Regions from separate parts of the Homo sapiens genome. Here all the other regions are linked to region 1. Evidence: chromatin loops called from intact Hi-C (ENCODE). Cell type or tissue: heart left ventricle. All regions are shown on one strand. Links, peaks and the distances in the headings refer to the core of each region. The heading gives the core; the rest is flanking DNA.

Evidence for each region. A loop is a pair of places that touch in the nucleus more often than their neighbours do. Peaks named below come from ENCODE experiments on the same cell type or tissue, not always from the same donor. Only the 100,000 strongest peaks of a DNase experiment are listed, where the experiment ranks them.
Region 2: it touches region 1 in a loop (2.4-fold over the local background); 24 of 110 quality-filtered maps call a loop at or near these places.
Region 3: a loop joins it to region 1, with 4 times the contacts of the local background. A loop is called at or near these places in 7 of 110 quality-filtered maps.

Annotation. Positions count from the first base shown.
Region 1 is chr4:148,439,700-148,447,195 of GRCh38, forward strand. It overlaps NR3C2 (nuclear receptor subfamily 3 group C member 2), which reads right to left and starts at 2,715. Exons shown (of 9, transcript NM_000901.5): 1 at 2,461-2,715. RefSeq lists silencers at 2,623-2,912, 5,099-5,148, 5,909-6,048 and an enhancer at 4,849-4,938. In heart left ventricle, for the core only: no CTCF peak of the experiment used is centred there; DNase peaks (open chromatin) are centred at 2,942, 4,012, 5,272, 5,662 and 3 weaker places; H3K4me3 peaks cover 5,000 bases; H3K27ac peaks cover 3,337 bases.
Region 2 is chr4:148,053,442-148,060,937 of GRCh38, forward strand. All of the region lies in intron 20 of ARHGAP10 (Rho GTPase activating protein 10), which reads left to right. Among named protein-coding and RNA genes, the nearest start is that of MIR4799, 270 kb to the left of the region's middle. RefSeq lists an enhancer at 1-2,681. In heart left ventricle, for the core only: CTCF peaks have their summits at 1,015 (motif pointing left) and 3,632 (motif pointing right); a DNase peak (open chromatin) is centred at 3,696; H3K27ac peaks cover 2,785 bases.
Region 3 is chr4:147,922,523-147,930,018 of GRCh38, forward strand. All of the region lies in intron 13 of ARHGAP10 (Rho GTPase activating protein 10), which reads left to right. Among named protein-coding and RNA genes, the nearest start is that of MIR4799, 140 kb to the left of the region's middle. In heart left ventricle, for the core only: a CTCF peak has its summit at 2,789; a DNase peak (open chromatin) is centred at 5,438; H3K27ac peaks cover 667 bases.

The sequences.
Region 1 (7,496 bases), core at 773-5,772:
ACTTTTTAATCCAGCATTCCTCAAATAATTTGACCACTCCACCTTTTTCTCAAAGAACATCTACTAAGATTCTGCACTTTTCGGCACTCTGCCCTAAAGCAAGAACCATATCCCACATTTGTGAGGCTACGGAAGACCTGAAGAGAATCTATACTGGAGATGATGGGTACCAAAGACAGTCTTAAAGCCCTGGACAAGGTAGCACCTTACCAGCTAACATCATACAGCTGATCACAACTTTCCAAGTCCTGTTTGGCTAACCTTGAACTCCCTTAATAACATAAAATAGGCTGTGTTTCACCACATTATTGACAGGAGTCTCATTAAGGAATTTGCAAAAGGCTTTGCTGAAATCTAAATTACTTTGTTTAAGGTATTCTCATCTACCAACCTAATGCACCTCTCAACAAAGGAAACAATACAGATTGGCAATAGTCAAACACAAAAGAATACAAGACATCTAGCATCTGCACGGCTTCTACACAAACATTTTTTTAAGATCAGATATTTTTCAAATAGCATTATTGAAATATTTTGAGTCTCCCTAGTATTTTAATTAGTCTTTTCTGTAAACAAATGGGTCCAGTTAGGAATTTATTTACTATGTCATCCAGGAAGCAGAGGTTATCTTTTTGCAACTGGCACAATGACCATGGCTTGAGCAGAATTTCAGTCAACCTGTACTAACTAGTGAATACTGAAAATACTAGTCGATGAATATGATCCTCATAGAACTTAATATCTAGAGGATAAAGAAAAAGTTTATGTTACTAAAGTATAAAATGAAGCAGATAGAGGTATACAAATCTAACTAACAAAAATCAGGCTTGCCTGCCTCACAATGGAAACCATACCAAAGATTCTCTTAGGACAAATGCAAAAAACATTATGAACTTTTAATTTTCATGCAAATGGGCCTCGCCCCAAAACACAAAAAAAAATTCACTAAAGGAAAAGCACTGGTGGAGGTGCTACTTTAAGCCATACATATGCTCTCAAACACAAAAGAAATGCTGTTTTCACAAAGGAAAACCTTAAAGTTTTACGTTTTACAGTCTGTGTTAAATTGCCCTTTTCCATAAAGAAGTACTTTTTTCGGGAATATTAACAAAGATCCTTGCGAATTTGTATTTTATCTGGAAACACTTTCACTTTTAGTAACCCCCAAAACCCAATCTCATCATGATGGAAATGATAGAAAAGGCATCTTTTTTATATTTATTTGACTATAAGATGGCACTTTAAAGACTAAAGCTTAAGAATCTCACAATCATCTATAGACTGCATAGTTGTAAAAGTTCACTATATGTAACTATTTTTTGTCATTCCCCACTACATAACTATTATGTTCCTCTCTTTTATAGATGAGGTAAATGATAGAAATCTGCCCAAGGTCACCTGAGAGAGCGGGAGAACCAGTTAGAACTGAGCACACCTGATTTCTATTCACTCACCTAATTTACCGAGCCACCTGATCTTTCCAAAAATCGCCAAACAAAACTATGCCTCCCTTAAAGGAAAAAGCTCCACTTTAAATTATTTTTTAAAACTTCTCCTCTCAAGCTTTTCCATGATAGCTGCCACGATGTCAAACATAAAATTTAAACTTCACAGCAGGACTTCACAGATGGAGAATGCTGTTATCATTACTATGTAAATATCATCAATAACAGCACCTAGAGAAATGGCAATACAAAATGTTAGGAAGCAATTTGGTGCCTTTAAAATTCGGCGGTTTCAAAAGCTCGTCTGCTATCAAAAGTTTTCCTAACTCCTATGTCATAATAAATAATTAAAACTGATGGTGCCATAAACCATTATTATTTAAACCTGGTCTTTTTAAATTGAGTAGGCAAAGCCACGCACCTAAAATTCAGTAGCAGAGTAAGGATGCCACCAAAAGAAGCTTCGTCCCCTTCTCCCTTGCCCTTAAAATTCCAACTGATGCCATAGGAAGCGTAGCCTGTCTCAAGAGTTTCGCGAATGCTAGCGAACGGGAAATGCACGAATTTCCAGAGCCCCTTTTATACAGGATCTATTAGGATCTATATCTCCTTCAACTGCCCTTATGCGCTACACCTCCGGCTGAGATTTGGGAGCGTCCGCAATTGATAAAGGAAAGAAATATTATTCAAACGTCCTTTAAAAATTGTACAGGGAAAATGATCCGAAATTCATCTTTGGGTAAAGGGAAGGGTGGTAGACCTCCCACTGCCAAAGGCAGTTAAAAGCTGCTAGTTAGAGGGCATTTATCCAAAGTGGCCAAACTTTCCCAAAATAGTCCTCTGGCGGCCAAAGGGGGAGAAAAGTGGAAAACCAAAACAAAACAACAAGCACACAGCACCATACTGACTGTGCCTCCGGATTACGCAGCCACTTCTCCCTGCAAAGTGCACGCTCCCGCGCCGCGGCCGCACGCCGAGCACGGCAAGCGGTGCCCCGCCGCGCGCCCCTACACACCTGCCTCGGCCGGGGTCCGTCTCTCGCCGTCTACCTGTTGCAGCGCTTGCCACCGCCACGAAACCCCTGCTGCGGAGCCCCCCTAAATCCAACCACATCCAGGCCAGCGAGTGCCGCTCTCCCTGCAGCGGGAGAGCCCGAGGCAGCAACGCTCTTGCACCCAGGTGACTGACTGCACGGGCTTCCTCTGAGCAGCCTGAAGTTGGCTCCCGTCTCCCGGGCCCAATGACACCCCGGGCGCGGAGGGGCTGAGAGGAGGGGGCAGGGGCAGGGGCAGGGCCAGGGCGGGCAAAAAAGGGAGGGAGAGAGGGCGGGCGAAAGCCCGGAGGGGGAGTGGGCCAGCTGGAGGGCTGGCCCTTTTAAAAGCGGGTCACATGTCCAGATAAAGTTCAGGTTGCTATCCCGCCCCCCTGAACCCTTCCTATTGGCCCGAAGAGAAGCAAGGCTCCACGCCGCACGGGTCAGGCGGGCTTCTTATTGGACAATCCAGGCTGTCAGTCACCAGGCGGGCGACATGACTGATACAAAGTTGCTGCGACACAGCCTGGACTCGGCAGCTTCCTTAAAGCCGCAGCCGCGGCGGGAGCTTGGGGTGCCGGGCGGTGGCTACATCAGGCGGCCTCCGCACGCTGCCCCCACCCCCATCGCTCGGCCGCCCCAAACTTGCTTACGTCCACCCTGCTCTCCTTCTGACCGACCCCAGGATATCTGGAGAGATGTGAAAAGTGTGCTGACGCGGAAGAAGTCGGTTTTTCCGCGAGCAAAGTGTCGTCCCCTCACGCTCTCCACCTGCAGCTCCAGGTGAGCTGCAGCCCAGACCCTGGCGCCGCCCAACAGCGTCCGCGCGCGGGGAGGACTCTGGGTGGGCTTCACCCGACCCTCGAGGTTCCTCTCCCAGCCCCTTTCCACTGTCTCCAGAGTTACCTCTCAGCAGAGCAGCAGCAGCCTTCGCTGCCAGCGAGCAAGACGATCACGTTCACTCGATTTGAATTTAGTTGTTTTAACCGTGCTGGAAAAACCCTTTAAACACAGCTTTCCTCCCATCCCTTAGACCCCTAACACCAAAAAAAAAAAAAAAAAAAAAAAAAAAAAAAAGAGAGAGAGAGAAAGATAAATGAAAGAAGTGGCAGGGTCAAGAGCTGCTCCTCTACTTCCTTATAATTTTGTCACTGTACTTACTACTTTAGTATTGGATTTTTCCACTAGTTCAATTTGAAAGCAAGCTTACCATCGAGGATATTCACGTTATAATGGGTGGAGGGGGTGGGTCACATAAGTGGGAGAAACAGACAGGAGGGGGGAAGGAACCAAACTGTTTTCTAAGGATCGGTTGTCTGCATGAAGAAATTTCGGTTTCCCTCCAACCGCCCCCTCCTCGATTCTCCTCCCGCCCACCCAAATGCTGCAGTTACTAAGCAAAAGGATGGGGTTCCTAACTTTGATTTCTAAGGACTTTTAGGCTTCTCATGTAAGGCCCCGTTTTAGGCTCCCCGCTGGCCCGGAGTCAGCATCAGTGACGTATACACCTAAATCTGGTCCCCCGGCCCTCGGCGACCCGCAGCCCGGCGGCGGCAGCTGTGCGGCCTCCCGCCTCACCCTCGCTTCGCGCCCGCCAAAGCCCGAGGCGGGGGACCGGGGGACACCCTGTGCCCAAAGGCCCCTCCTCTCCTTAACAGTTAGTTAAGCTCCGGGATTCCGGACCCCTAACCCAGGGCTGAGACTTGAACTCTCAGCCGCTCCAGTCAGGAACTCCCTGGAGATAGGGGCGACAGCGGCAGCGCCGCGAGCTGGTCCTGACCCCAGACTCTAATGCCCCTCGGTCCCCAGCTTGGAGCTGCCCCCGGCGTCCCCGCAGCCAGGAGTCCCCGCCGAGCGTCCCAACTTTCCCGCGGGGCCCACCGTCACGCGCACTCTCCCGGCCCAGCGAACTGGGCATCGATCTCACGTCGGCAGAGCGCGGGCGGCGGGCGGGAGCAAGGGGAGTCCCGGACCTAGAGCCTGGGCACGCGAGGCGGCGGCGGCTCCGCAAGCGTTGCCGAATTATTCATTATTAAAGGAATGGACGTGTCTCTTTTACTAAGTTTTTATCTCCTTTGAGGAGGGCCGGTCTTGCCCTGGATCTCAGCTTCTTGCAAAATCTAGGTTAGAACCGTGCAGGGGCAGCCGCCGCGATCACTCGCCCGCCACCCAGCACCCTTGCCCCAGGGCCGCCAGCGGGCAACTCGTCTCCTGCCCGCATCCCACCTCCGCTCGCCAACCCGCGCCCTCTGCCCTGGGCGCGCAACCTGCCTTGCCCGGGGCCGCCCCTGCGCTCTCCGGACCCCCTCTCGCCGCTGTCAGCGCAAAGTGACTGTCGCTGCACTCACCTTTTCTAGGACATGGTGGGGAGGCTGGGGCGGGGGAAGGGGAACGGCTAGACTCCCGCCGCCGCTGCTGCCGCCGCCACCAGCAAGTCCAATATTGGCTGATCGGCGGTGAGGATGGAGAGGATGATAATCCCGGCAGTGGCAGTCGCCCTGCTGACGGTGGGTAGAGCAATAGTGCTGTTACCCTACAAGAGGCGGCGAGGCAGCGGCGCCAAATCGCGCAGAGGGGGACGCGGGCACCCGCCCGCCCCCAGCGGCGGCGGCCGGGCCTCTGGCGGGCCCCTCTCCCGGGGCTGCGCGTCCGCTCGGCGTTGACAGCGGCGTCCCTGGGAGCCGGGAAGTCCGGCAGGAGGATCCCGCGCCCGCCGCTCCGCAGCGCCACTCTCCGCGCCCCCTCCCCGGGCCCTGGGTGGCCGGTGACAGCTCCGGCGGCCGAGCGCGTGTGTGAGGGGGCGGTCGCAGGGGGAGCCTGCGCCCCCCTCCCCGGGTCACGCCCTCACGAGCGGGAGGAGGCGGCACCGCGTCCGGCCACCCGCGGGTGGGAAACGGGCAGGGGCGCCGGCAGCCGCCCTCCCACTACGGCCACTGACAACCTGGAGGCCAAAGGAAAACTGAGCCCAAATGCACGCACCCCCTTCAGCCCTGCCCGCAGCCCTCCAAAGTCCGGCCCTGACCTCGCGCCCGGCTTCAGGTGCAGTTCCCACCTGCGGGGGGAGGCGAGGGCTGGGGACCTCGCGCGGGGGGCGGGAGGGAAAAGTTTTCTTTTCCTGCTCCTCGGCTGCCCACCCCGCCAGGCTGCTCCTCTCCCCGCCCCTCTCGGGCTCGCCGCGCCTCTGCCCCACCCCCGCCGTGGGGGGGCGCCGAGGAGGGAGCGGGCGTCTGTGCGCGGAGGCGTGCGGGGAGCTGGCTGGGGCGCTGCGGTCGCGACCGGTCCCCTCGCTCTGACGGCGGCTCAGACGCCCGCGGAGGCGGCTCGGCGGGGCAAGCCGAGGAAGGGGCCGAGAGCCGGGACCCCTCCTCCTCCGCTCGCGGCGCGCCGCGCGCCCCCGCGTCTCCTGGCGCGCCCCCGCGCCCTCGTGCCCGCTCGGGCAGACACCTACGCAGACGCGAAAGTGAAAGGGGGGCGACTGGGCCCGGCAGGCGGGCGGCCGGCGGCGCGCGGGCACGCGGCAGGGGACAGAGGATGGATGGGTGAACCCGGATCCCGGGATTCTCCCGCGCCCGCTGCCCCTCTGCGGAGCCTCCCCGGAGTCCCACGCCCCCACCCCGGCCACGGAGATCACCACGTCAGGAGATATGTATGCGTGTGCATGTGTGTGCGCGCGTGTTCACGCGCGTGTGCGAGGTACGCTTCTGCCCCAGACTCTTCCCCCGCACCGTTACACACACCCTTAGATGGAAGATTGGGGGTTTGGGAGGGGGGAGAAGTGTGAGTGTCACTACCAGTTAACCGGCTCCCCTGCTGTGGTCCCTTTTGACTCAGTTAAACCCCACCAACTGACCACACACACACCCCTTTTCTGGCTTAACACTCCTTTTTCTGCAGGCTCTATTGCCCCCTTCCACCCCCGCCCTTCTTTGGGTTCTTTCCCGTTTTATTCCTAAATAGCTGTGAAAGTTGCTAATCCCTTCCCACATAGACCCGTGTTAAACACCGAGGTGCCCTGTTAAAACAATCACTGCCTTTCTCCTTCCACATTCCCACTGTCCTGACAGCGAGCTTCCCATTGCCTCCATCACCTACACAGTTTTGGCACGACTCGGTTCTTAGCTGGCTCAAGGTAACAATTTGGCCTCTAGTAAAACAACCTTTTGGCTTTTCTTATTTGTAGGAAAGGCTTCTAGGTTCATATTTACTGCATTCTTAAGGTATATCTTAAGATGGTGATCAAGAAAATATTTACGTATCAGATATTTTGAAAAATAACATTCAGTGAGTTTTAAAAAGAACCATTTGGAAGTGTACTGATGTCTGCAAACTAATTTGGAAGTGCGTGCATCAAAAATAAAATGCAGCAACATTGGTGGATTGATAAAATGGACAGAAGGATGGATAGATATGTGATAAAACATGTTGATAATGCAATATTAATAGTAGAATATAAGTGCTAAGTATACAGGTGTTCACTGTAAAGTTCCTTCAGCTTTTTTGTGTGTTTGAAATTTTTCATAACACAATGTTGGATAAAAAGAACCCCCCCACTTAAGGTAACCTATATAATGTAAATTGTTTCCAAAACTTACAAATTGGGCATTGATTATTGTTTCCTCCTTTACAAAATGATTTTCTATAACAATTCTTAAGCTAGGTACTCCCACCACTATTTTAATCAATGATTTCAATTAAGGACAATTTGATCAAATTAGGGTGTACAGTGGGGTTATTATAACTGCAACATTTTAGAAATTTATAAGGTTTCTTCCTGTGTTTCTTTTGTCCATTTTATACATACACACACACACACACACATACACACACACACACAAACTGTTCTCAAATTTTCATCTTCCCTGCTTTTAAAACAGTTTGGTATTACAAAGCTAAGATTGAATTTTTAAGCAGATATGGATATTCTTTTGAAACTTTTTCACAAAATAGCTTGTGGGGAGTCCATTTGCCCTTATTTACAGTATCAGCTTATCTTACCCCTTGGGAGAGATGTTAGGGGA
Region 2 (7,496 bases), core at 842-5,841, 390 kb before region 1:
CTGCGCATTTATCATCTAACACCTTGGCTGAGATGCGGGCGGGAGGGCCTTCTCCCCCACAGCAGAGCTTGAGAGACTTGGAAATTTGATCTATGCAACCAGGCAGCATCCATAATCTTTTTATGAGTAATATGATATTCGGTTGTCTCCCTTCAGCTTCAGAAACGCTCTGGAAGTGATTCTCAGGGCCTGTATACTTGGCCATCTACCATCACATTGTCTATTCACATTCAGTCTGGGGGTACAACTTTTGTCCTGTGTGTTTCCTTGAATTTCTTCTCTCCAGCTTTGTATAGAAATTATGCTATGCCGACTGCCTGGCCCCTTACATGCTTCGATACACATCCATTGTGGCTTGCTGGGGTATTTTTGGTATCTGCGTTGTGTACTTGGCACTTGCGTGTGGCCTAATTCGTGCCTTCCTTTGCTGTGCTGTAGCTGCAGGTGCTGAAATTTGGAGGTTTTATTTTTAAGTCAGAATGTTGATAGTCCATGTAACTTTAAAGCCCTACCATGAAAAGATGACTTCCCAAAATAAAGACATGTCTGAATTTTGTAGTAGCTTTTCCACTGCTTAAGACTTAAAAACAATTAAGTCTTGCATCAGTCATTTTTGGTTTTTAGTTTAACTGGTTTTTGTTGTTAAAGATTTTCTTACTTGATGCCATTGTTGTAATTTATTATTTGCTATTCATAAATTGGCTGTGTCTCAATATCTAAATAAAGTAAGGACCTCATGGGCTCTCTCCGTAAGTTCGAGACCGTTTACATTGGTAAGTCACTGATTTCAAACAGGCCTGGCCTTGCATCCACGTTCTTTTTCTTACAACCTTGAAGATCTTTTATATAAGTGATTTAAGCAAACCAGGGATTTAAGCAAACCAAGGCTTAGCAAGATTATCTGTAAAAGGGGAATAATAACATCTGCCCCTCTGGGCCGGGGTGAGGTTTCCAGATACCACATGTAATAAAACCCAATCACTGCTCCCCTGAGAGCTCGAGGCAGCCACCTGCTGGGATTTTCCTTTCCTCTGAGAATGTAGTTTAATATTCTTAGTTTAACTTGACCCCAACTTCCTGGTTCATCAGTTACATAATCTCCTCACTGACTAGCTCAGAGAGAGAACCTTTCTAGCCTTGGAGAAGCTCTAGATGTTGACCTGAAGTTGTGTTGTTTTTAGCAGTTACTGTATTTATTCCCGGAGGACTCAGCTGGGGCTTCTCTCCTAGCCTCTTGCTTTGGGGATCTGCTTTGTCAGAGCCTCTGAGAATAGACCCTTGGCTATCACATGATCAAAGCATGGGGAACCTACTGAGACCCAACCACATTTATAACTTATTCTGAGCCGTATACCCAGGTAGCTCACCCATTACAACAAGTAACCCATAAATCTCTTTGTAAGTGATTGGTGGATTTTTCTGAGCGGAGTATCTGTGTCCCTTTAGAGCTGTGCTTGGCCCTGTTGAAGATGTTCAGCCTTCACATTGGGTGGCAGCTGGTCGAAACATTCCTGTCAGTGACTGCAGGACAGTAACCTTCAGACCTCGAATGCCCCCTAATTTTCTGAAATGAAGTTACAGTTCCTTTTCTGTTCAACTAGCAAGCTAAAGTTCAGCCCTCTTACCTGATTCCACACTGATCATCTGGAAGGAAGGTAGGATTCAAGGAGAACTCTTTGAGTGGAAGAGCAGTCAGAGATGTAATTCTGCGCCTGTTCTCTTACAGCAAAACCAAGAACTTTTGCTCTAAGAGAGTGGACTTTGGGAGTGAACTTTGTCAGATGATTAGATGGTGATGTCCTTTCTTGTTAAAGGAGGAAATCCATGTAGGAGCCTCAGGATCGCACAGGCTGAGGACTGAGTGTTAAACATGGCAGGCCTTCCTTCATGGGGCTTGAGGGATTTCCTGCAGTGCCCTTCCTCCTCTCCCTGACCGCCTACCTCCTGCAAAAGATATTTGTTCTCAGCTGGGCGCGGTGGCATACGCCTGTAATCCCAGCACTTTGGGAGACTGAGGCAGGCAGATCACTTGAGGTCAGGAGTTCGAGAGCAGCCTGGCCAACATGGTGAAACCCTGTCTCTACTGAAAATACAAAAATTAGCCTGGCATGGTGGTATGCACCTGTAATCCCAGCTACTCGGGAGGCGAAGCACGAGAATTGCTTGAACCTGGAAGGCGGAGGTTGCAATGAGCCAAGATTGCGCCACTGCACTCCAGCCTGAGTGACAGAGCAAGACTCCGTCTCAGGGAAGCAACAAAATAAAGATATTTGTTCTCAAAGGTGAACAAGTTACTGCTTTTACGTGCTGGCTTCATGTATTGGCTGGCTCCCTGCTGCTTGAGAGATGATCTTATACAGTTGAAGAAGGCCTCTGCTGCAGGAAAGCACTGGGTATGTGTGGGTCAGCCCCAGGCACGAACAGGGGAGCCCCGCACCACAAAACCAGTGAAGATGGAGGGGATTCTCCATCCGAATTGTCTTCATCTCCCCCAAACCCCACGTCCCTTCCAGGCTTCTTATCTGGTCTGTTTAATCCAGGGGTGAGCAAACCGTGGCCCACTGCCACCTGTCTTTATAAAGTTTTATTGGAACACAGCTACACTTAGTTGTTTACGTTTTGTCTGTGGCTGCTTTTTCACTGACAGTGATAGCAGAATTGAGTAGTTGCAGAAGGCCTGCCAAGCTTGAAGTATTTACTCTCTGGCCCTTTACAGAATAAGTTTACTGATCTTGAGCTAATCAGTAATCAAAACAGGTCTGTTTGGAAGGGCCCACCTTTCTTAAAACCCAGCTTTAGGAAGTGCAGTTAACCACTGTGGTGGTAGATGGAGAGTGCCAGGTGATTTTCAGTGTAAGCTTCACACATCTCTTCTTGTCATTAAACCAACCAGACATTTTCCCTATGGGTTTTGGATGCCCTCAAATGTTTATTTATAATTTCAGAAGGCTTTTAGTGTTTCAGTGACTGAAAAACCTATGTGGGGTTGTTCTTTTTATAATGTATCATTTAAAATAAATTTTTATTTTGGAATAGTTTAAGGTATGCAGAAAAGTTACAAAGATACTACAGAGCTTCCGTAGACCCTTCACTTCCCCTCTTCACTTCCCGCCCCCACCCCACCTCCGGCTCTTAGCATCTTACAGAACTGTGGTACCTTTGTTAAAAATAATGAAATTAGTGTTGATACAGTACTGTTAACTAAACCACAGACTTCATATGGACTTCACCAGTCTTTCCAATAATGTTCTTTCTCTGTTTCAAGCTCAAATCCAGGATGCCATGTTTCTATAAGCAACTTTAGATTTTTTAAATGATGACATCTACTTAATATAGTCATACTTTTTTCCCTTTGCATAGCTGATTTGCTGTCTTTTGGTAAATTAAATGGTTAGTGATGATATAACCCTAGAAATCAGAGGTAAGATCTGACCTAGAAATATGTAATAGTAGTGAGGGCTTCATTTATTGACTGCTTGCTATGCTTCAGGGCTTTACGCCTATCATCTCATTTAAACCCACAGTGACCCAGCCGATGAGTCATGACTCTCTTCACGTTAGCTGAGGGAGTTTAGGTTGCTCAGCCAAGTTTCAGTTGTGGATGACACTAAGTGCAGGCTAATGATGGCAACTGTGGGCCAACCTCTGGGGGGCACTCGTAAGTCATTCGCTTCCTTCTCAGCATAGCCTCTAGCTATTGACAAAAAGAGGAACAAGCCTAGGGGAGGAAGAAACTGCAAGCTGGCACTCAGCCAACAATGATAGTGCCAGCTCTGGCACCCAGGTCTCTCTGCAGAGTGGCAGAGTCTTAGGCATTTGTAATTTGCATGCGTACAATCCTTCAATGGCCCCTCTTTGCCTTTAGGTTATGATTGTGCCTCCTGAATATCCCGGTACTTGCATCTCTCACCATTCTTTCCATATTCCATTCTAGTCACTGAAAAGGACTTGAGGGTCTGAGATCTGTGCTGTCTTGTCAAAACAGGGTTTACTAGAAACATGACCTTGAGTAAGTTGCTTTCACCTTTCTGAGATGGTCTTCTCATATGTCATGTGGAATAATAGGGTGGTTGGGAATAAGTGTACTAGTGCCTGCCTGTTGCATCTAGCACAGGGCTAGATTGCACAGTTGTGCCTCACATGAGCCTGGGTGTGGGGAGGTGATGACGATGTTGACTATGGTAGCATCAGCTTCAGCATTAGCTCCGCACAGATGCTGCCTCCTCCAGGAAGCCCTCCTGGCTATCCCCATGGTTATTAGGTGCTTCCTCCACTCTTCCTCTGAGGGACCTTGGGCAGATCGCTACATGGCTCTCAGTGCCTGTATTATGGTTATTAATTGGGCATTCTCCACTCACTTGGCTGCAGAGCAGGTGGTGTCACGGTTTCCTGGGTGTCCCCAGGGACTAGCACAAGGCCTGACAGGAAGTCCTCAGACTGTAAATGATGAGCCAGTGGGTCTACTCCGAACCTTCCTGATGGGCAGCAAAGTCCTTCTCCCCCAACGCCGTGGGTTATGGCGACTTGCATGTCACAGGCCTTTGTTTCTCTGCACTGCTGTTGTCCCTCGGTGTGCTCGTGGGGAGCCAAACAATGTGCTTGCGTGTGGAGTTCTCCCTCTCCTGGCACTTAAGGAATAACTGGCATTTATTTGAACAGAGATTTTCCCATAATATACAGATCTACAATATTTCCTTCTGTCTTTATTAACATTTTCAAACACTCTTGCCCAGGACAGCTGTTCTAGACTTATGCTGTATGTTTCCCAGACTGGCATGAAAGATCATTTCACTAATGTGTTAGCTTCTGCTCAGAGACCTGGCAAATGAGAGTTTAGAATCTTTCATTGCAGTGCAAACTTCTGATTTGATCTCGTATTGTATAACCGTAGTGAAATATCTTGGTATTTGGGGGATTTAGTCACTTCAAATAAGCATTCATTTCTTTTCTTAATGCGTATTCTCCTCGCTCTACCCTTTTGAATTTAGATTGCATTCAGTGCTTATACAGGCTGGAATCAGGGGCTTGTATCTCTAGTGCTGCCCAAAGCCTGACCTGTGTATATTATGCAAGAAATGTTTGTTAGATGCAGGAGTTCTCTGGTGATTGGTGCAACTGGTGTCGAGTTTTAACAGTTAAGGCCCCTACTCCCTTCCCCCTTTCTGAAATGTTTGTGATCTGTCGCTGCCAGAATGTTTTTAATATGCGTGGAGCGTAGAGTCTGGTACTGGAGGCGACTGGATCACAGTTTGAATCAGAAGCAGCATGGACTGCTGATCTGTTCCATTTTCTAAAAATACACTTTGTAAAGTAACCACATATACAGCACTGTCATAATTTCATGTTTTGGGGTTTGGCCCCACTGCTGCACGTGAAAGCTACAAGGTCTTTCCCCGAAATTCAGGCCCATGTTTCCAAGCAAGAGTGTTGACTCTTTTTAAAGAAGAGAGTTTCCTCATCCTTTACACAAATGCATATTCTTTCCCTGCTTACTGTCTTCCCAGCTCTTCCACCCACCCCACCTAAACACAGGAAATGCCTCCGTGGCGTCAGGAACAGTCAGGTAGACTTTCAGTCTGTGCATTTTCAGGAACGTGTTTCCAAGTTAGCAATTTGAAATCTTCATGTGCTTTTAGTGAAACACTCTTGTTTCTATTTGTCCCCTTTCTTTGAGAAAGAAGGACGGTGATGTTGGCCTTCCGTGCTGAAGATAGAGAAGAATCCTGTTTTAGGAGATGCCTTTTGCAGTGTAGTGTGTTAAGTTGGGAAGATAGCGAACAGATATTAGCAGTTCTGTATATTTCTTCTGTCTTGGTAAACGTGGTTTCTGAGCTTTTTAGGAACAGTTGACTTCTTCCTCCATTTTCGCAAACTGCAACTTGGCTTTCAGGAAACTTGTGGCACTTAGGTACTTTTTTGTACTTGGTCAGTAGCTTGGCATTAAACAGAATTGGTGGTTTGTGCTCATGCCAGTCTTACTAATCAAAAATCCGTAGTTAAAGGGACAACAAGAAAAAAAGGCAATAAATAGATTTTTTAAATGTTTAAATTTGGGAAATGGTAGGAAAGGACTCTCAAAAATTTCATTATGTTCTAGCACATAATGAGCTTTTAATTATTATTTCACTAATCACCTTTGATCTTTTTCCCAAAGATGTTCTTTGGGAAAAAGCTGGGGCTCTCCCCTGAACCACAGAGTACAAAAAAAATGATCTGGTGAGTGTTTTAGTTCTCCCAAGGATGATACTGTCAAGAACTGTGAAGGGTCTGAAACCGTACCCTGCTTGCGAGCTACCAAATTAGCCTACCATCGTTTCCGGGATGCTGGCAGAAGGCGTGGGACTCGCGGTCAGAGCCAACAGCCTCTATTAATCACAGCAATGACAGTATCAGTGTTTTCTTGTGCCAGTTCCCTGAGTTCCAGTTCCTACAAGGCAATGCAGCTTGGGCCAGGTCACACCTACATGCCTCAAGAGAGAAACCTGGAGCTTAGAAAACCCAGATCTTTTATGATGGGTAAAGCCCACTCTTTGAGAGAGAGAGAGAGAGAGAGGGGAGAGAGAGGAGAGAGAGAGGGGAGAGAGACGAGAGAGAGACGAGAGACAGATATGCCTTAGGGCTCAGTTCTCTCTTGGAACCCAGGTTGAGGAAAAGCTGTTAGTCCTTTGCTTATGGGCTGCCATTCCAAAATGCCTCGTGTTCCTTCAAAATGTTTTAAATAAAAGAAGGGAAAGAGAATATCAGAAATTCTCTTCTAAAACTAATACTTTCCTCTACCGTTTTTTGAGAAAATGTAGGTATTACATTTTAGATGATATTTAAAAAATGTTTCGATTCTTCTTATTAAAAAGTAACCCAAAGTTTGGAAGGTAAGAGATGGTTACATAACGAAGCTCATGTTTAGTTTTTTTTTTTTTTTTTTTTTGGCCTTCCAAAAAATATGGACAGGTTGCTTTTGGGAGACACTGTGAAACATGGCATCATCTGACGTGTACTGGCTTTAGATGTGAACCCATTACACGACTTAAGTATATTTACTCACTTGCCTCACCTGATCCTTCCCAGCCGACAAGCCTCTGAAAAATTTCCTCTATCCAAGCAGCTACTGTGCTGGTTCCCAAACCTTGTTTGGCTGCACAGGTCTCTTCTTTCACAGGCTTCCAGTTGTCCACACATCTCATTGCCTCATCTCCATAGACACTGTCTCCAGCCTTGCACGTTGCCCCGTCTTGTGAATATTCCAGCTTACAGTGTGTCTGCCCTTGTGGGGTTCTGAAATCAAAGGAGTTACCTAGTAGAGGCTTCTGAGACACACCCAGGAAATCACATGCAGAAACTTAAGTCTACATGGGAAGTGTGGGAGGTAATCTTGGTGAACCGGTTAGTGCTAGATCACATAGCGCATGTGTTAAATAGCAACAGAAAGATCACAAAAAAACAAAAAAGGTGAATGTGGAGAACTTGACCCTGGACAAGGACTGCTGATTCTGTGTTCC
Region 3 (7,496 bases), core at 842-5,841, 520 kb before region 1:
ACTAAAACTACAAAAAATAGCCGGGCGTAGTGGCGGGCGCCTGTAGTCCTAGCTACTTGGGAGGCTGAGGCAGGAGAATGGCGTGAACCCGGGAGGCGGAGCTTGCAGTGAGCCGAGATCCCGCCACTGCACTCCAGCCTGGGCGACAGAGCGAGACTCCGTCTCAAAAAAAAAAAAAAAAAAAAATTTTATTCATACTACCTCCCACCCAGCTTTGTGAGGATTAAAGAGTGAGTCTTTGCACATAGTAGATATTCATTAAATGCCTATCTTCATTTCCTTCTTCATCCTTCTCCTGATTTGTTTTAATCTTGAAATGTGCATGTGCCTCATTTGGCAGTTATATTGCCTGGTATTTTAAGTTATATTTCCTATGTTTACTTTGTTTCTGGAACTTTACTGTTTACTCAGAGAAAATGTCTTATTTATCCTTTGCTTGCCTCTTCTCATTTCTAAATACAGGCATGCCTTGCACACATAGTAAGCACTCAGTAAGCATTTGCTTTTTGCTTCAGTATTCAGATTTGACTAAAATTCCATATTGGTAATATTGTGTGTCTCAACAATTTCTAAAGTTATTGGAAGAATTTATATGTGGTTGGAATTGGTACTTTCACATAACATGTAGGATTGTTTTTCATTCCTTTATGAATTTATGTCAGCATCTTTCTGAACTGTGGGTAATATATTAGACGTAGAAAAGTACATCATGTTATGTGTGAAAGAGTCTTATAGTTTCAGAGATTGGAGTGTAATTACATCATTTCTTTGAGTAAGTACAAATGAGCCGCCCCCCATGAGCAGTGCATTGTCTCTTTCTGGGCCTGCATGACACCTAGGTGCATGTACTGTATGATATGCAAAAACAAAGTAACACTCTTTTGCTTAAAAACATCTTTTAGTTGCTATTTTTAAAATAGTCATTACCATTTAAAACTAAATTTGGATGCCACTTTTGTTTATGAAGTTTCTCTTAAAAAATCTTCCATATGTGGATAATTTGAATATTCACTTTAATTTTCTAGAGTATGGCATTAAAATGTCGATCTAGGCAAGCTGTCAGTTATCAAATTCAGCATTGTAACAAGCTGTGAATTCATGGGATAGAAGTAGGAAGCCACATACAAGATTTGACAATCTTTCATTTGTTGCATGTAAAAGCAAATTTATCTTCCTTTGCAAAGCAAAGTTTTAGATTTTTGGAAAACCTTACCGCTTGAAGATTGCTTTGCCTCCAGAGCACTTTAGAATTGTATGGGGTTCTCAAGATGGGCTCTGGTAGAAGATTACAATGTATAATTTCAGTATTAATCTTCAGGGGTATGGAAAGGAAGATGTCCAGAGTGAACCTGAAACATATTTTACCAATTGCGCATTAATTTTAAATTGCCAAGGGCAATGAAGAAAATAAAGAACAGCTGTCCTCAGAAAATTTACAGCAAGTAAACTAGAGTTTCTCTCTGTCTCTGTTTTAATCAAAATGGGTGTGAGGTGAGCGTGGGTGGAAATAGAGGACAGTCTTCTGTGGGAGGGAGTTGAAGAGTCTTGTGGTGTCTGCAGAAATGCAAATGCAAAATTGAAATAATAAATCCAGGCACATCAGGACTGAATATTCATTTTCACAATTAGTAATCTTATTTGTTTTAAGGAAACTCTGAGAAACTATTTGTTTCCAAATGAATGGTCACATTAAATTAATAGGGGCACATCCTTCCTCTGAGACGGCGAACCCCGAGTCCTTGCCTTTACCCCTCGTCCATGTGGTTTAGGGTTTGGTTTAGGACTGTTACTACTTTCCTGTTGTCCAGTGACTGTTTTTTTTCAGCCCATGAATTAAACCTTCTTTTCTCTTTGTTACCTATGGTTTTATACGTTTTCCTCCTCTTTAACGCATCCACAGAATAGAAATGAAGAAAATTAATAGGACTTTATTCTATCCTTACAATAAATCATCTTGCTTCTGGGTGTATTTGGGGTTGGAGGTTGGGTAGTTGTCAGAAAATGACAATGGTATATTTTCAAGTAGTGCTGAAGGTGTTTTTAGAACAGAAGAAACTTGGTGGAACTGTCTTGCTACAGAGTAGGCATGCTAGGCTTTGTTTTTGCATTACATTCTGATGAGGTCTGTGACATTTTATGGTACACTGTTAGCATAGTGGTGAAGAACATTAGCCCAAAAGACTATCTTGATTGTAATCTCAGTTTTACTCCTTATTAACTCTGCCTGTAACCTCTCTGTGTCTTTATCATCTGTGAAAAGGGATAAGGATCAGATCTCCTTCATGGGGTTGTTGTGAGAACTAAAAGAGAATGCTTAGGACATTGGCACCTGTTGAATAGCCAGTAAGTGTGAGTTGCTTATTTAGAGATAAATCCAGTCATTGAGGCCAATTATAATTAAGTAGTCTCATTATTGATTTAAGGCTCTAGGAGATTGAAGAACTTTCTATTTTTTTTTTTTTAAAATAGCAATTTACATTGGGAAATAAATCACCCAAATTCACTTTATCTGTTAATTTTATATGGCTCTTAGAACAAACAGCAAAATTAACTGGTTTGGCTTTTAACCTCTTCCTCTTCAGTGATTTGTGGACATTTGAGCATTAAGATATCCTGAGCAGTAAAATAGCCAGAGGCTCAGGAAGAACACCACGGTTTTCAGATTATCTCAAGCTTTTCCTCAGAAGCCAAACAAACACCACAAAACACCCTGAAAACCAAAAGCAGGCATTCTTCCTCCTGGGATTTAGTACCTGCTGCTACAGCTGCTCTGAGGTGGAGAGGCAGAGGGCAGCAGCGAGACACAACATTAGGCCTTTTCTGATGTTTCCCATCTCTGCAGCAGAGGAATGAAAAGGAATCTTGCAAAAAGCAACGGCCCACTTTTGCCTTGAGTTTGAGTCTCTTTTTGATTTATTGTAGTAAAATTTTGCTAGTACTTAAACCTGAGCTACATGAGTGATGAGCTTGAAAATTTATTTAGCTGTCCCATCCTTTCCAGCTTACTTTAATACTTACCTATGCCTGGGCACACACATGTTAGATGGATTTTAGTTGTAATTTTGGGGTATTTCTTACAGGGAAGGTATTAGAGGAAAAAATACTAGAAATATGGTTCCTGTTCTTAAAGATGAGCTTCAATCTAAATTCAAGACAGAGATTTTACTCTACTTTCATGTTAACCAGTTATCCTGCATAGTTCCACGGATACTAGTAGAAGACACAAGACTCCTGGATCTTTGACACAGGACAGTTTATTACTGTCAGTAGCTAGAGCAGTGCATTTTGTGCTCATTCCCTGAGCCCTGATTCCTCAGGGCACTGCAAAGATGGCCAGGTGATACTTATGGATGATACAGTTGGTTGTGTTATAGGAGGAAAAACTCTGAATGCAGAAAACTCAGATCTTTTATAATGGCCAGCAAGGAAGCCTTTTGCTCTAGGAGACACCATCTCTATTTGCTAAGGCTGCAAGCAACCCTGCTCTTTGCTCCAGAGGGTAGATATTGGAACAGAGGGTGCTTCCACCATGCTGGGGTGGTGTTGGTAGTGGTGAGTGGGTGGTATGATGTGGGGAGATGTTTGTGAGCAGTTGTATCCAGAGGGTGGCAGATCCCAGGTGCTGTGCTGCATTGTCTGCCTTAACTCTTTCTGTAGGCTGTGGTGAGCTATTGACAGATTTGGATGGGAGTGTGTCTTGAGATCTTTGACAGAGAATAGAATTGGTGGGAATAGAATGGGGGTAAGATGGAAGGCAGGGCGGTTGCTTGAATTTGGGGAGTAATTCAGATAAGAAATGATGGAGGTTTAAACTAGAATATTTGCAGTGGAAAGAAGGGATGGATAGGAAGAGAGACTTCGCAGACAAACAGAATTTGATGACCTGCTGGATATTGGAAGTCAGGGAGAGAGGAAAGTGAAAACGAACTCTAAGCCTCCCAGACCAGGTGGATGAGACCTTTAGCCAAGGCAGAATGCAAGATGAGCAGTAGGTTTGGGAGGGATAGAGACTGGTTTTAGATATTCTGAATGCAAGTGGCATGTTATAAGAAATAGAATGAAAGCAAGAGGAGAGATGGCAGGAATTATTTTTAAAGAGGTAAGGTTTTGAGTGTCTAAGTCAAGATGATAGTGGAGAAAAGGACAGAATCTTTGTGAATGCTTCTATTTTGATGATGAGAGGAAGAAGAATAATGGAGACATAAGACAGAGGGATAGGAGGCGAAGGAAGAAGGATGGTTGTAAGGGAATCCATAAGAGGGGAGATTCCAAGAAGGAAGAAGTCAGCTGTGCCAAATACTCTAGAAAGGTCAGGTTGGTGGAGGAACAAGAAACAACCATTGGGTTTAGTGGCTGGAAAGTCAAACTAGATAATAGCGAGGTTGTACTTGTTTTTTTCTTAGGTGTTATTTTCTCATAAGAACCATGTGAGACAGGTGGTATTATCCCCATTCGCATGAGCCCCTGAAGTGAAGAAACGTGATTTGATTTGTCTAAGTCTCAGAGGTAGAGAGCAGTATACTACAACTTGCTTCCAAGACTGTGTTTTAAATACCCACGCTCTTAACCACAGTGAGCATGAGGAGATGGAGACACTATAGTCTGACCTTTTTTTGAGGATGTTGGAGAGATGAAGGAAAGAAAAACAGAAGACAAGCTGTTAAATAACAAAGTTTAAAAGTTTGAGAGTACTGTAGGAAAGGGAAGTTGGGAGGGAAGATTTAAGTATCACCCACTGAAAGTGTTCATCTAGATTCAGGATTAAGCCATTCTAAAGTTAGACCTGCCTTTTTTCCATAACAACTGCTTCATGGATTCTGAAGGTGCATCCTTGGCCCAAGAGAGATGCACTGTCTTTGCTGAGGATTGCTGCAACACCTCGTGAGGTCTCTTCATAGCAGGCAAGATGTCAATACAGAATCTGCATATGACAATATATTAAAAATTTTAACGTATTGCATTTTATGTTTTTGGAGTATATCACACTCTCTCACACAGTCTCCATAAAACTCGGTAGCTGAGCAGATATATATTAATAGGCTCAGTTGCACATGTGGTATCAGAGGCCAGAACAAGGTAGGATAAACCTGTCACAGGTCACACAACTAGGCAAAGCTGGGGTTTGGAGCCTAGTCTCCCGACTCTAAGCCAGACTTATCCTATGGCAGCAGAAACAGGGTGAGAGGAAGAGTTGGTGGACAGTGCAACTTATTGGTGATAGGGGAGCTTGATCCTAAGGGAAGGCGCAGAGGCTGTGAGATACTCCTTTTGCCAAGGTTCATGCTGTGAGGAAAAACTGAAGGGCACATTGAGTGAGTCACAGCCAGTGCCTGTATTAGATACTGGGATCGGGAGACCTCTGGGAGAGTGTGGGGCCCCAAAGGTTACTAATGAAATCGGAAACTCCCTGTTACTCCGTCGCTTTCCTCTAGGCCCTGTCTCGGCACTTTGCCAGTAGCTTGGGTAGAAAGAATAGCAACAAGTCTAGGGCATCTGGTCTGAAGCTAAAATGCTTTCTCTTGTGTTGCCTAGAAACTGAAAACGAGGCCAGCCACCTGTAGTATACAGTCCATTTTGACCATAATACAGAGGTTACAGCTAGTAAACTTTCTACCTTTCGTATTTGAGACTTGGATTCGGGAGGATGAGACTTAGCATCAAGTCTTAGGTGTATCTTTAGAAGCCTAAAATTGTCAGTACTTCCAAAAATACGGGTTTAGACCCAGAAGTGAGTATTTGCTTTGCACTTTTTAAAATATTTCTCACTTTTCTCCTGGGATGGGACAGTAGTGAGTGGATGTGACAGACAACCCCAGTGGGCACAGCCACCCTTACGTGCCAAACTGTCTGGTTTCTGTGTTGAGTCTCTGGTTTGTTTGGGAGTGGGAAGACTGTGGGAATGAGATCCTAAGACCTTTCCTGAAAGTGCCTGCTGGTGGGGAGGCTAATCATCACAATACAGAAATGCGTTTACACAAAGAGTAGGAGAAGGCGAACATGCCAGTGAAAGCAAGACTTATATAGGAAAGGGAAAAACAGATTAGTTGGTGGCAAATAATAGCTGTCTGTAATGTTTTTCTATCTGCTGTTCAAATAATTATCATCCGGGGAAGAACTTACAAATGTTATTGGTGAGCAGGAATTGTATATTTTCCATGAGTCATTCTCGTTAAATAAATTTTGACTCTCTTCCCAGCATGTGCTTTATTTTATGAAAATGGGCTTATAGATTAAAGGCCTTGGTTAGGACATTTATATGTATCGTGCCTGGCTATTTTGAAATTAATTTTGAGTTTTATACTACAATTAAAGCTTGTAATGATTGCTTGGTATGTGTGAAGCTCATGCACTTGCTTTGTAAACATTATCTCCTTTAATGTTCACAGCAACCCAGTTCCCATCATTAACCCCATTTTCAGATGAAGAAGCTGAGCACAGAGAGGCTGAATAACTTGCTAGGTCACATAGCTAGAAGGTGGCAGAGTTGGAAGTTTTCAGGATGTCAGTAACCTTAACTTGTAATAATTTATATTTTGTAACCTTAACACATTTGTATTTCCAAGATATGTTTGTTTTTTATTTAAATGGAGGTACCAAGGTCCAGAAAGTTTAAAATGTTATTCAGTATTATGTTGAATCTCATCTTTGTACAGCTCTACTTTATCTGCTGCCTCAATGCTTAGGAATTATCCCTTACCCTGCTGCTTGGCAGTATTTAATGCACTGTAAGTGTTACAAATAATGCATTCTTTTCCCAAAGCTTTAGAATTATGTAAATACCGTATCTTAAATTTATGATGGTGAATATGTCCCTTTGATGGAATAGAGAGAATCATTCTTCTGTCTGCTTATATTTAAAACCATTTTAATATAAATACACATTTTTGACAGAATGTTATAATGTTATGAATTGCTGAGTATCTTGGAAGAGTATCTTTGTGTATGAACCTGTTTATTTTTATGTAACCCAGTGCAGCAGATAGCCTAGAAAGTGCTTACTATACTTAAACAGACATTTAAACATTAGTGCTTACTGAGGACTAGTTATAAATATATGTAAGGAACACATTATCACATTTTTGTAATCCACCTATGATCTGAAACAATATTCATGAGTCTCTTCATTGCTTTTCTTAATATTACCTTCATAATACATCATTCTTAGCCAGATTGCTAGGTATTTCCTCACAAGTTTTTCTAATTATTTCATGAAGAGTGCGTTTTTCCTTCATTTTCAAGAATATTTCAAGATTAGCTAATGTTAGTAATTATATATGAAAATATATACATATAAGGCATCTAAAATAATGATTAATATTTTTATGTGCATAAAAGCATGTTTGTTTGTTGTATAACCCATAGAGAAATCTGTCTTTACAGTGCTAGAGGGATATGCAAACCTATATTTGCATTTGTGCATACACATGTGTGTATATATATGCACATGTGCCTCATTAATGATGAAATGTTAGACTTTTGATGTAAATCCTGTGAAT